Regions from separate parts of the Homo sapiens genome. Here region 2 is linked to region 1. Evidence: chromatin contacts called from ENCODE Hi-C or POLR2A ChIA-PET data. All regions are on one chromosome and are shown on one strand. Each heading gives the region's core, a stretch centred on a gene start or an enhancer-like site at or near the end of the contact. The rest is flanking DNA. Distances are from core to core; before and after follow the strand shown.

The links. A loop is a pair of places that touch in the nucleus more often than their neighbours do. ChIA-PET counts read pairs that join two places held with the same protein, here RNA polymerase II (POLR2A). Pooled maps may share reads with other maps.
Region 2: a map of ascending aorta shows a loop between it and region 1 (3-fold over the local background). The contact joins the promoter of CTIF here to the promoter of ZBTB7C in region 1. A Hi-C loop is called at or near these places in 2 of 168 maps with a recorded cell type or tissue (ascending aorta and naive thymus-derived CD4-positive, alpha-beta T cell), 3 of 37 single-sample maps with no recorded cell type and 23 of 50 pooled maps. POLR2A ChIA-PET finds 5 or more read pairs at or near these places in 1 of 52 experiments (endothelial cell of umbilical vein).

Annotation. Positions count from the first base shown.
Region 1 is chr18:48,406,916-48,411,641 of GRCh38, forward strand. ZBTB7C (zinc finger and BTB domain containing 7C) reads right to left here and starts at 2,468. Exons shown (of 5, transcript NM_001318841.2): 1 at 2,311-2,468. RefSeq lists enhancers at 749-1,368, 1,369-1,986 and a silencer at 3,257-3,636.
Region 2 is chr18:48,537,781-48,542,917 of GRCh38, forward strand. It overlaps CTIF (cap binding complex dependent translation initiation factor), which reads left to right and starts at 1,251. Exons shown (of 12, transcript NM_014772.3): 1 at 1,251-1,532. RefSeq lists silencers at 1,357-1,436, 1,937-2,296, 2,727-2,816, 3,137-3,616 and an enhancer at 4,771-5,137.

The sequences.
Region 1 (4,726 bases), core at 1,218-3,717:
TCATTCAATTCCTTCCTGCTCATACACACTGGTACAAAATAAGTGGCTAAAATCAAAGTGGCCAACTCGTAGTTCTTTTTTAATTTAGACACTTTGTTTGCTCAATAAAATACAGAGTAAAAAACATTTACTGAAAACCCACTCATTGATGTTTAATGGCTGTGTCAAATACTCATAACAACATTTATTCCAACACCCCCAGATAATTGCTCATCTTTCTCATTTGGTATCCACAACAGCACAGCATTTGTGTCCAAGTGTAATTGATCCAAAATTGGGCTCCCTTTCAAAAATATCTGTAAAATCTAATTACCAGGAAAACAGAGTTCTGGCATCCTATGGAAAGTGGGTGCTTCAGTGAAAAAAAGCTGCAAATTCTTCTTGGCTAATCAAGCTGCATTGTGTTACAAAAGGAGTTTGAGGAATTTGGGATAATGAGGGAGCAGGAAAAGTTGGGATAGTGTCAGACTGGACTTTGCAGTGACAGTCCTGGTTTTTTTAAGCCAAGGGCACGGGACGGGAAATATACCACATTCGCTGGCAAGCATGGATTTAGAAAGTACCAGATAAAGAGGCCATGATGGGCTTGGGGTGTGGGGGTGGCATTTCTGATCTCAAGCCCTACCAGGCCTTGCCCAGGGAAGTCTCTCCACCCTTGCCTGGAAGGCTGATGTCATTTCTAGTCTCACTGGGCCTCTAGCCACTGTAGCAGGTCACTTTCCTTCCTTGGGCCTGAGTTTGCTCATCTGTAAAATGAGTGCTCCTAATATCTCTAGGGTCTCTTTCAACTTCAAAATCCTATGACCTTCTATAAAGCAAAGGGCATGCTTTTTGCTCATGTACTTGTGGGGGCAGGGAGCGGGAGCCACCGGACCAAGGAGAATGAAGGACTGAGAGTTTCCACCTCTCACGCAGTTTTGTACCTAGTTTCAACACCCGGGTATCTGGCCCGCTCTGGGAATAATGATTTCTTTCAGCCCAGGACGACCTACCGAGGTGTTTCTACCTCGCTGCCCTGGATTCCTCAACCCCGCCAATGAAGAACAGGGCCAAGCCACCGGACTTCTCGGAGCCTCTCTCCCAGGTCTGGGCACAGTATATCTTCTTTTAAGGGGTCTTCCCTTCCCACTCCCACTCCTCTTTCTGTCCTAGAAGCACCAGAAACTCCGGCTCTAGCCTTGCGCATGGTCCAGCGAGACTTCCCATACAGGCAGCGCACGCCACCCACCCCCAGCTCCCCTCGGCCTTGCGCCCGCGCCGCGGAAGGTTGGGTACCAGCCTCCACAGCTTTGCAGATTGCAAAGATAACGGGAGCTGCCGCTTCGCTTTTCTTTGGCTCCTCCTGGCCTTCATCCTAGTAAAACCAGACAAGCAACCGGAAAAACAAAGCAGCACAGCGGCCAGAGACAATTCGCTTTCAACGGAGCAAGAGACGTACACACCTTGAGAGAAGACGCACGCAGTTCCCGTGCGTGTCGCTGGGAACAGACCTCGCACTACCCCGCGCGGCGACAGGCACCGGGCCAGGCTCGGCTTCACTTGTCCGAGGCTTGGAGGAACTGTGTGCGTGCGCCCATTTCCCCCAGCTTCCCGACTTGACAGCAGCAAGGATCTTTGAGTCCTGCATGAGCGACACCTCGGGCAAGGACTGTACTCTGCTCAGATCTCATCGAGAGGTGCTGGATCCCAGCCTTTCCAGCTCATTTTCCAATTTTCAAGAAAAGACAGCGCGAAGTGAGACTGCAAAAGTCCCAGGAAAACGTCACTCACCAAAACGCTCCCGCGCCTTCCAGGCAGAAGTGCGGTAAAACTTTTGGCAGAAACCACCTGTGGCTGCCGACGGGCCCGCCCCGCTCGGGCCCGCAGGCGCCGCCGAGCCCCGGGCCGCACGCGCCCGCAGAAGTTCCTTTCCAGCCCCGCGCGCCACTTCGCTCCGGGCCGCGGTGCCAGCCAGGAGGCGCGGCGCCCGCTCGCTGGCTCGCTCTCCGCTGGCTCTCCCCTCCCTCCTTCCCTCCCTCCCTCCTCCCGCCTCCTCCGTTGCATGGCTGCCGCACGGAGCCCCTGAATAGCCACCGCAGCCCCCCGCCTCCTGCCCACCGCGCGGAGGGCGCCCCTGCTCCAGCCGGCGCCCCAAGGCGCGCGGACCGCCGGCCTCCTAGCAACGGCCCCCGCAATCGCTTTCCGGCGCAGCCCAAGCAAAGCCACCCGCCCGCCGCCCCGCGACCTCCCGAACTGCCTCGGCTGCCGAGGTGCTGTGGAGATCGCGACCCCGGCAGCCGGCGCCCGAGCCCGGCGCGCGAAGCCGCTCACCTCCGCGCGCCGCCGGCCCTGCGCGCCTCCCGCACTTGGCTCCGGGACGCAGTCCTGGCGTCCTCCTTCGCCGCCGGTGTCCGCCGGTCCCTGCGCGCCCGAGCCTCGCCGGCCGCGCCGCTGTCAGAGTCTCGTGGCGGGGCTGCGCCGGCGGGTATGGAGCTGAGCGGCGGCAGCGGGCGAGCGGGCAGCTCCTCCCTCCCCGCGCCGCGCCTCCGCCCTCCCCGCGCCCCGCCTCCCGCGCCGCGGCTGTCAGCCCCGCGCCCCGCGCCCCGCGCCCGCGCCGCCGGCTCGGGGGGCGCACAGGGCTAAAGGGCCCGGATGTGTGCGGTCGCCTGTCGCTCGCGCCCGCCCCCTCCCCGCCGCGCGGCACATGCACTTGCTGCGCCGCAGCCCCCGCCCGGCTCCGCTAATTTCTATTTTGACAGTAACTGTGGCGAGTGGGCGGCGCGGCGGGGGGCGCCCGGGACTGGCGGAGGCTGCGGGCGGGAGTCAGGACCCGACGCGGAGGCGGAGTGGGGGGGCCGGGCACCGCCACCAACCGCTCGGGGCTCCGCGTCTTTTCTCTTTCTTTCCTTTTTTCTCTCTGCCTCCTCCAGGATTTAAAGGGACAGCCCCGGCAGAGGCGAGGGGGCCAGGCGGCCGCCGTTTCTCCGGTCTCCTGACGCCCTCTGCGGCCCGGCCGGACCCGCCCGCACCCCCAGCGCAGGCTTGGGACCGCCGGGTATTTTTAGGTCCACACCCGACCCGGGGCAGCGGTGCGGCAGAGATGGGCTCTGCCGACCCGGGGCAGCGGTGCGGCAGAGATGGGCTCTGCCGCCCCGGCGCACGGCTATTTTTACAGAGTCCGATGGGGGAGGAAATAAAACAACTCGGCAACTGCTTTTCTACCCGAAAGTCGGGAGCAAGGAGTGGGGGCGAGAAGTTAAGTTTCCCAAATGCTCTCGGCACTCCAGCGAGCGCACCAAGACGCCTAGCCAGCACCTGAAACCGCAAGCTTGCCGCACCCCGGGGCGCCGAATCTCAGCGGGCAATCGCGCTCGGCGGCGCTGCGGCCCGGAGTCCCCACCCCTCTGGAGCCTTGGGCCCCGCACTCCGCACCCCACACGCCGGGGAGCAGCCGCTGGCCGCCCGTCACTCCCCGGGTCGGCCTGGAAGGCGGCCTTCCGAAGCGTCCAATCACCGCGCAACAATGCCAACGGGCGGGCCCGGGGAGGGCTTGTCCCCGCCCCGTCCCGCCGGGCCCCGCCCCCTCGGAGTCTGTCGGGGCAGGAGAATCTCGCTGGGACGCCGAGTGCTCAGCGGTGCTGGAAGCCACGAAGGGCCAGTGCGAGGGGAGGAGGAAGGGTCCTGGCCCTGGAGAGGGCGTGAGCGTTCTCGGGCGAGGCGACACTTGGGCAGATGTTCCCTCCAGCTACGGGCCGGGGAAACTCGAGCTGGCTTTGCCTCCTACCTTTTTGCAGTCCACCCCTCTGCGCTCCAGACAGACATAGGAACCCTCGCCCTCCTTGGTAGTACATCGGAGGCAGCACCCTCGCACGTCAGCGGGTCCTCTCCGGGGCTCCTCCCTCAGAAGCGGGAAAGTTTGTCGTCCTCAAACTCCTACCCGGCTGCGCTTATCTGAGGCGCACCTGGCGCCCAGGAGAGGCGAGATGGCGAATCCCGGCCGCCTAGTGCCCATTCTGGCTACGGATTAATAAAAGGGCAGTGGGGCTGCTGCTGTGTCCTTTAATGCTGAAGACACTGGATGACATTTTTTACAGAATTCACAAAAATAAGTTTGTGAACCTTTGGTGCCTCTTCCTAATATCACTTATTGGGATTTTTTTTTAAACCATTTCATTCATTCGTGTAATAAACGCACATTGCAAGATAGTACGTTGGGAGTAGTGAAAACAAGGGAAAACGGGCTCTGGAATAGGATGTAAGAGTGGAAAACTAGATATGAATAGAGGGATCTGAAACGTAGGGTTTGGGTACAATTATGTCACGTTTAATTTGCCAAAGAGATCTGGTTTTTCCTACTAAGTAAATTTCACCAAATGAACAGTTTGGACAGCCATCTTATCCAAACTATTCAAATGCACATGTAAATCTAGGATAGTCTATCGTGGAACCTAAGGTATGTTCAGGCTCAGGATGTCAGATTTCCAAGTTGCTAAAGCTTCCAGAATGGCAAAATAATATATCTCGCTTTCAGCAGCTGTGGCAGCCACTGCCCTCTCATATTAGGTTTGTCTCTCTGTTAAATTAAGTTGCCTGTCTTGCTTCCCTTCATTAAAGGGTTTTCAGTTACTTGGAATGCTGCTGACCCAGCTGATATGGCCCCGCTTCTAAGCCATAAGTCTGGCTGCGCCTCATGCCAAGCATGCGGATGCATTTAGAGAGCACCTAGAGGATCCCAGCCCTGCAAATG
Region 2 (5,137 bases), core at 1-2,500, 130 kb after region 1:
AAAAAAAAAAAATTGGCCAGGTGTGGTGGCGGGCGCCTGAAGTCCCAGCTACTTGGGAGGCTGAGGCAGGAGAATGGCATGAACCAGGGAGGCAGAGCTTGCAGTGAGCCAAGATCACGCCACTGCACTCCAGCCAGGGCAACAAAGAGAGACTCAGTCTCCAAAAAAAAAAAAAAAGAAAAAAAAACTTAGAAATTCTTTGCTCAAGTATCACTTCCTCCAGGAAGTCTTCCTGACCCTCTCCCAGACCCCACCCACCCTCCATCCAGTTGGCTGCTCCAGGTTGTGTGGTGGGGGGAATTTCACAGCACTTTGTGTTAAGCGCTGACTTATCCCTTGTATAATACTTTCATTGACTGTAGTCCCTAATACTGGACTGAGCTCCTTGAGCGCAGAGACTGTGAGTCTTACCTGTTTTGGCATTCCTAGACACACCTGGTCTGTGGAAAGTGCTCACTAAATGTGAATATAAACTAATGAATAAATGGGTTTCTACAGCAGTTTATACTGCATCACACAGTTCCTCTAATGAATTTCTAGCCCCCTTCCCTGTTGGGGCATACAGTATTTTATTCAGTATTTCTCCTGAAGGCCTCTCTGTGCCAAGCTCAGTTTTAACCAAAACATTGGTGATCTGGTTAAGTCATTACTGAATTATCCACTACGTTGAATTCTCCCAACCACCCCGTCCCAGCCCTTAGCTTGGCCGAAGGAAAATTAATTGGTTGCAAAGTGCGTATCTAATTACAACAGCCAGCCCCCGACACAGAGATGCTCAAATGTTAATTATAACATATGCATCTCAATAACCGACGGTGGCATTTAGTGCAGCATTAATCACGCCACTTGGGCCCCCCAGTGCATACACAAAGCTCCTTTTCATCTGCCATTAGCACAGACTTTGCACTTTCGGCACGGACGTTCTCATCCTTAAAGCCTTTCGGACTCTAAAACCAACGTTTCCCTGTAAGCCTGGACTGCGCCTAAGCCCCCAGTTCTCCCACCGCAGAGGCCCCCACCCAGGGCTGCGCCAGCGCCGTGGGGTCGCTGGGCGGCGGGTTTTGGCGTCGCTAGACTGGGCTGTCTTGGCAGCTAAGGCGACATCCCGAGCGTCCTGGGGCCACCCTGCTCTCCAGGGCCCGCCATCCTGGAAAAGAAAGGCGAACTACATTACCCAGCAGGCCTCCAGCCGCCCTCTTTCCTTTCAAGTCTTTGCACGTGGCCGGAGGGGAGGGCGGGGCCTGAACGTCACTCTCCTACATTCTCTTTCCCTGTGTCAGATCAGGGATCATTTTTTTTCCTTCCTCTACTCCCTCCCCCCTACCCGCCCCTCCCTCCCTGTTTCCCTTCCCTCCCTCCCTCCCCTCTCTGCTGGGTCTGTGCGCTGGGGCGCCCGATCCCCTCCGCAGCTGGGACGCTCCGAACTCGAGGCAGGAGTCGGCTCTCCGGAGCCTCGTCCCTCCCTTCCCCTTCCCTGCCCCCTTCCCCCACCCCCGACTCGGGCTTGGCGCGGCGGCCAGAGGAACCCCGAGGTGAGCATCTCCTCGCCCGTCCTCCTCTTATAGTCATCTCAGCTTGCTGATCGATTCGGGGACCCGGGAGGAGGGCTGCGTGACGTGGGCGTGCTTATAGATAAATCCGGGAAAACCGCCCCAAACAATCAGCCCCCTTCCCCCCATCCCTGCTCCTGGGCCAGCGGGGTGTCCGCACCCATCTACCATCCCCTCCTCCCCCTCGGTGGGGAACTGCACTCCACAGTGTCGCCCCCTCCCTGGGTTTGTCCCATTCCCTGCCGGGTTCCCCGCCCCGCGGGGTGTCGTGGCCCTGGAGCTCCGGCGCCAAGGGGGGCTCTTGGGGGACGCACGGCTGGAGCCCGGCTCGCTTTGGAGCTGCGCGGTGTAGCCGCTGTCATGTGCCGGGTTCCGACCTGGGAGGAGGAAAAGAGCGAGCGCGATTCCTCTCCCTTTTGTTTTGAAGCCCGCATTTGCTGCATCGAGCAGTTGGTTTAGTATCAGCCAAACTTGCAGCTGTTCAGACCGCGCTCCGCCGAGGTAGGGAGCCCGTCTCGGGGTGGCGTTTGGGGGCCGGGGGCTGCGGCACTCGGGGCTGCGGGAGGGACCCCGAGAGTGTGTCGCCACGCCGCCCCTCCCTTCCCCGGTGACTGATTGTGTCTGTGGCAGCGGGCGTGTGTGAGTGTGCGCGCCCGTCCCCGCGGGCTCGGGGATGTCTGTGGATGGCTGTCGTCTAGACAGGGCGCAGCCCCCTCCCTGCGTCCCCGGTGAGCCCGCGGGCCGCGGGGGGAGCGGGGGATGGGAGCAGAGGAAGAAACCAAATCGGTGGACCCGTTGCGGTCTCCCCTTTGGTTATTCCCAACGGTTGTGGTTCTGTTGGCTTTTTTTATTATTCCTGTCGCTGCGGTGCAATCGGGCCTGGGGAATAGATACGCCCGGCGGAGAGGGGTTCACTTGACAGGCTCTGAAAAGCCACCTCTGGGTGGCGAGTGACCCGAGAGGCCGTGGGGTGGGCTCCGGCTCGGGTTCATCAGGACGACGAGCAGGTAACTGTCCCGGGCGCCGGTCATGGGGGAGGGCGGGCGGGGGGGCGATGGCTTGGGCTGCGGCGAAGGTCTGGGGCCTCGGAGGGCCGCGTGCCGGTGCCTGGATGTGGCCGGAGGGGGCGTCCGGGACACCGCGCGCCTGAGCCGAGTGTTTCTCTATTGATGGTAAAAGACAATCGGGAGGGGGGTGGTCCGAGCCCGTTATCTGGGCGGCGTTGGCTCTGTTTGGTTCCGCGGAGTTTTCAGGGTTGGGGCTGGGGGGTGTGAGCACCGCGGGGTGTGCGGCGTGTAGAGGGGAGGGCTGACTGGCGGCGCCGCGTGCGTCTCCACCCCGAGGAGTGAGGCGTCGCCTCCCCCGCCCGGCTGTTTGTGTGTACACACGGCTCCGGTGTGTGTGGGGGGCGGGGACCGCAGACCGCGGCGTAGTGGGGACAAGCGTGGGCCCCGATCCTCCGCGCGACCTGTCCCGCCAGCCCCCTCCTTGTCTAAGTCGGGGTCGTGTGTCCCCGCGCGCGCGCGCCCGAGTTACTTGGAGAGGGGACCGTGCGGCTGTGGGCCGGGGAAGACCGTAGGGTCGCGTGTGCTGGTCTTCGGTGCAGGAGTCCCAGGTCCGCTGTGCGGCCGGAGTCACACAGCCCCTCCCTCCGCGTCCGCGACGCCCCGTGACCCGGCAGACTGGGGGTCCACCCGGCGGCGCGGGGGGTTGGTTTGGCTGCGCCGCCCCCAGTCCACGCTGGGGTGACCCCGCACCGAGGCGTTCTATGGGTGTGCGTGCCCGCGCTCGCCGCCGCTGCCTTCGCAGACCGGGGAGAGAGTCAGCGACTGCCAACCGCAGCCCCGGCTCTTCAGTCTGGGGACAGTGGGAGCCCAAGCCCAGCGCGCCCCAGCCCGGCCCAGGCCGCCGCCCGCCCGGCGCTGTGTCTCTGCGGCCCGAGGATTATCCCCCAGTCCAGGGGCCCGCGCGACCAAGGAGGAAGCCGCTGGAGCCGCCGGCTCGGCCGCGGCTAGAGCCTCCGTAGGGCGAAAGTGACACAGCGCGAGAGAGCGCCGCCGCTGCTGGAGCCAGGGCCGAGAGGAAGGAGCCGCCCAGAGCGCAGGGAGGGGCCGCCGGCTGTCCGTTCCCAGTTCCTCCTGCCCAGGGCCCGATCTGGGCTGAAAACCTCAGGAATCCAGGCTCCTAGCAGGCTCGGGCTGCGCGAGGAGATGGCCTGGCTTTCAAGAAAACCCAATTATACGTGAACAGAATGCACCGAACAGACGCTAGAGGATGGCCAGGACACGCTCAGGTTGTCTGGGGAAACTCCTGAGTGTTTGACACAGGATTCGATTTACACACAGATCACCTCATCTGTGTCAAGTATCTGTCCTGGATAATGGATGCTCAGAGGCAGCAATTTTGTAACACATTCTAGGGCACAGTGTCATCAGTGATTAACAGCTTGCTAGAATAATAATATGTTTGTATGACCTTACAGGGCAGGTTTTCTTCCCCCAGAACCTCCCCCCTCCCCCGCCAGATATCATAGCATTTATTAAGAGGGTCCTGTGAGGTAGGAGAGTATTAGCCCCATTTTACGGATGAACACACTGAGGCTCAAAAATGTGGCTTGCATAAGGCCTCTGGGTGGGGGAAGGGCCACATTCCCCCTTTTCTCAGCTTATGGCATTTAATTAATAGTGGCCACTTTTTTTCTGAGTATGGATTCTTGACACCTCAGGAAATACTGAAGCTAAAAAATAGAGTATATTATGCTGACACATATTCTTTCTCAAAACACTCTTGATTTGTTAACCATTCCTAATGAGAGCAGCCACTAAAGAACGGAAGTCTGCATTGCTGTTATTACCACGCATTTAATAATTTGCTGTTGGTGAATGGATAGCAGCTGTGATACATCCAGTTTCTACCAGAATCATATGTGCATATAATAAATGTATATGGTATGCCTGTTCATGTAACACTTACCTGTGTTTGTATGGCTGTGTTCATTGAGTCTTTATTGAATTCAAGGAGCAAAGAACTTATACATGCCTGCATGGATTTCTCAGAATTCATGCATGTGAAGGCTGTCAGACAGCCTGGAGGGTTATTAAGTTTAGCCAACTAATCAATTAATTAACCATTCACTCAATATGTACTGGGCACCTACATGTTTGTGTATCTAGAAGTGCATACAAAGAAAACTTAACAAATGTTAATTAAGTCCAGCAAATGTTTATGAAGCACCAGCCTCACTTAGGCCAGATACTCTGCTTCTCTACAAAGATAGTAGAGCAGAGATAGTTAAGTTGCAATGCAATAACACAGCCTACAGGAGGGAACAAATCATAAATATTTTAGAGCAGTCACCCTGGAACTTAGTTTCACATATGTTGGTTTCAAGGGGCCCAAGATGCCAGTTCTTATTCTAGAGCAAATGCAGAAGGAAGCGATGGGGAAAAAACACCTTGATAGCCTTGTTACCCTGAACTTCAGGCTGTTTGCAACCTCCCGGGAGGGCCCAGAGGTATGTTCTTCTGTGGAAGTTAGGCAGCTGATGGAAATTACCCTGAAGCCAACCAACAGGTTTCTGGCGACAC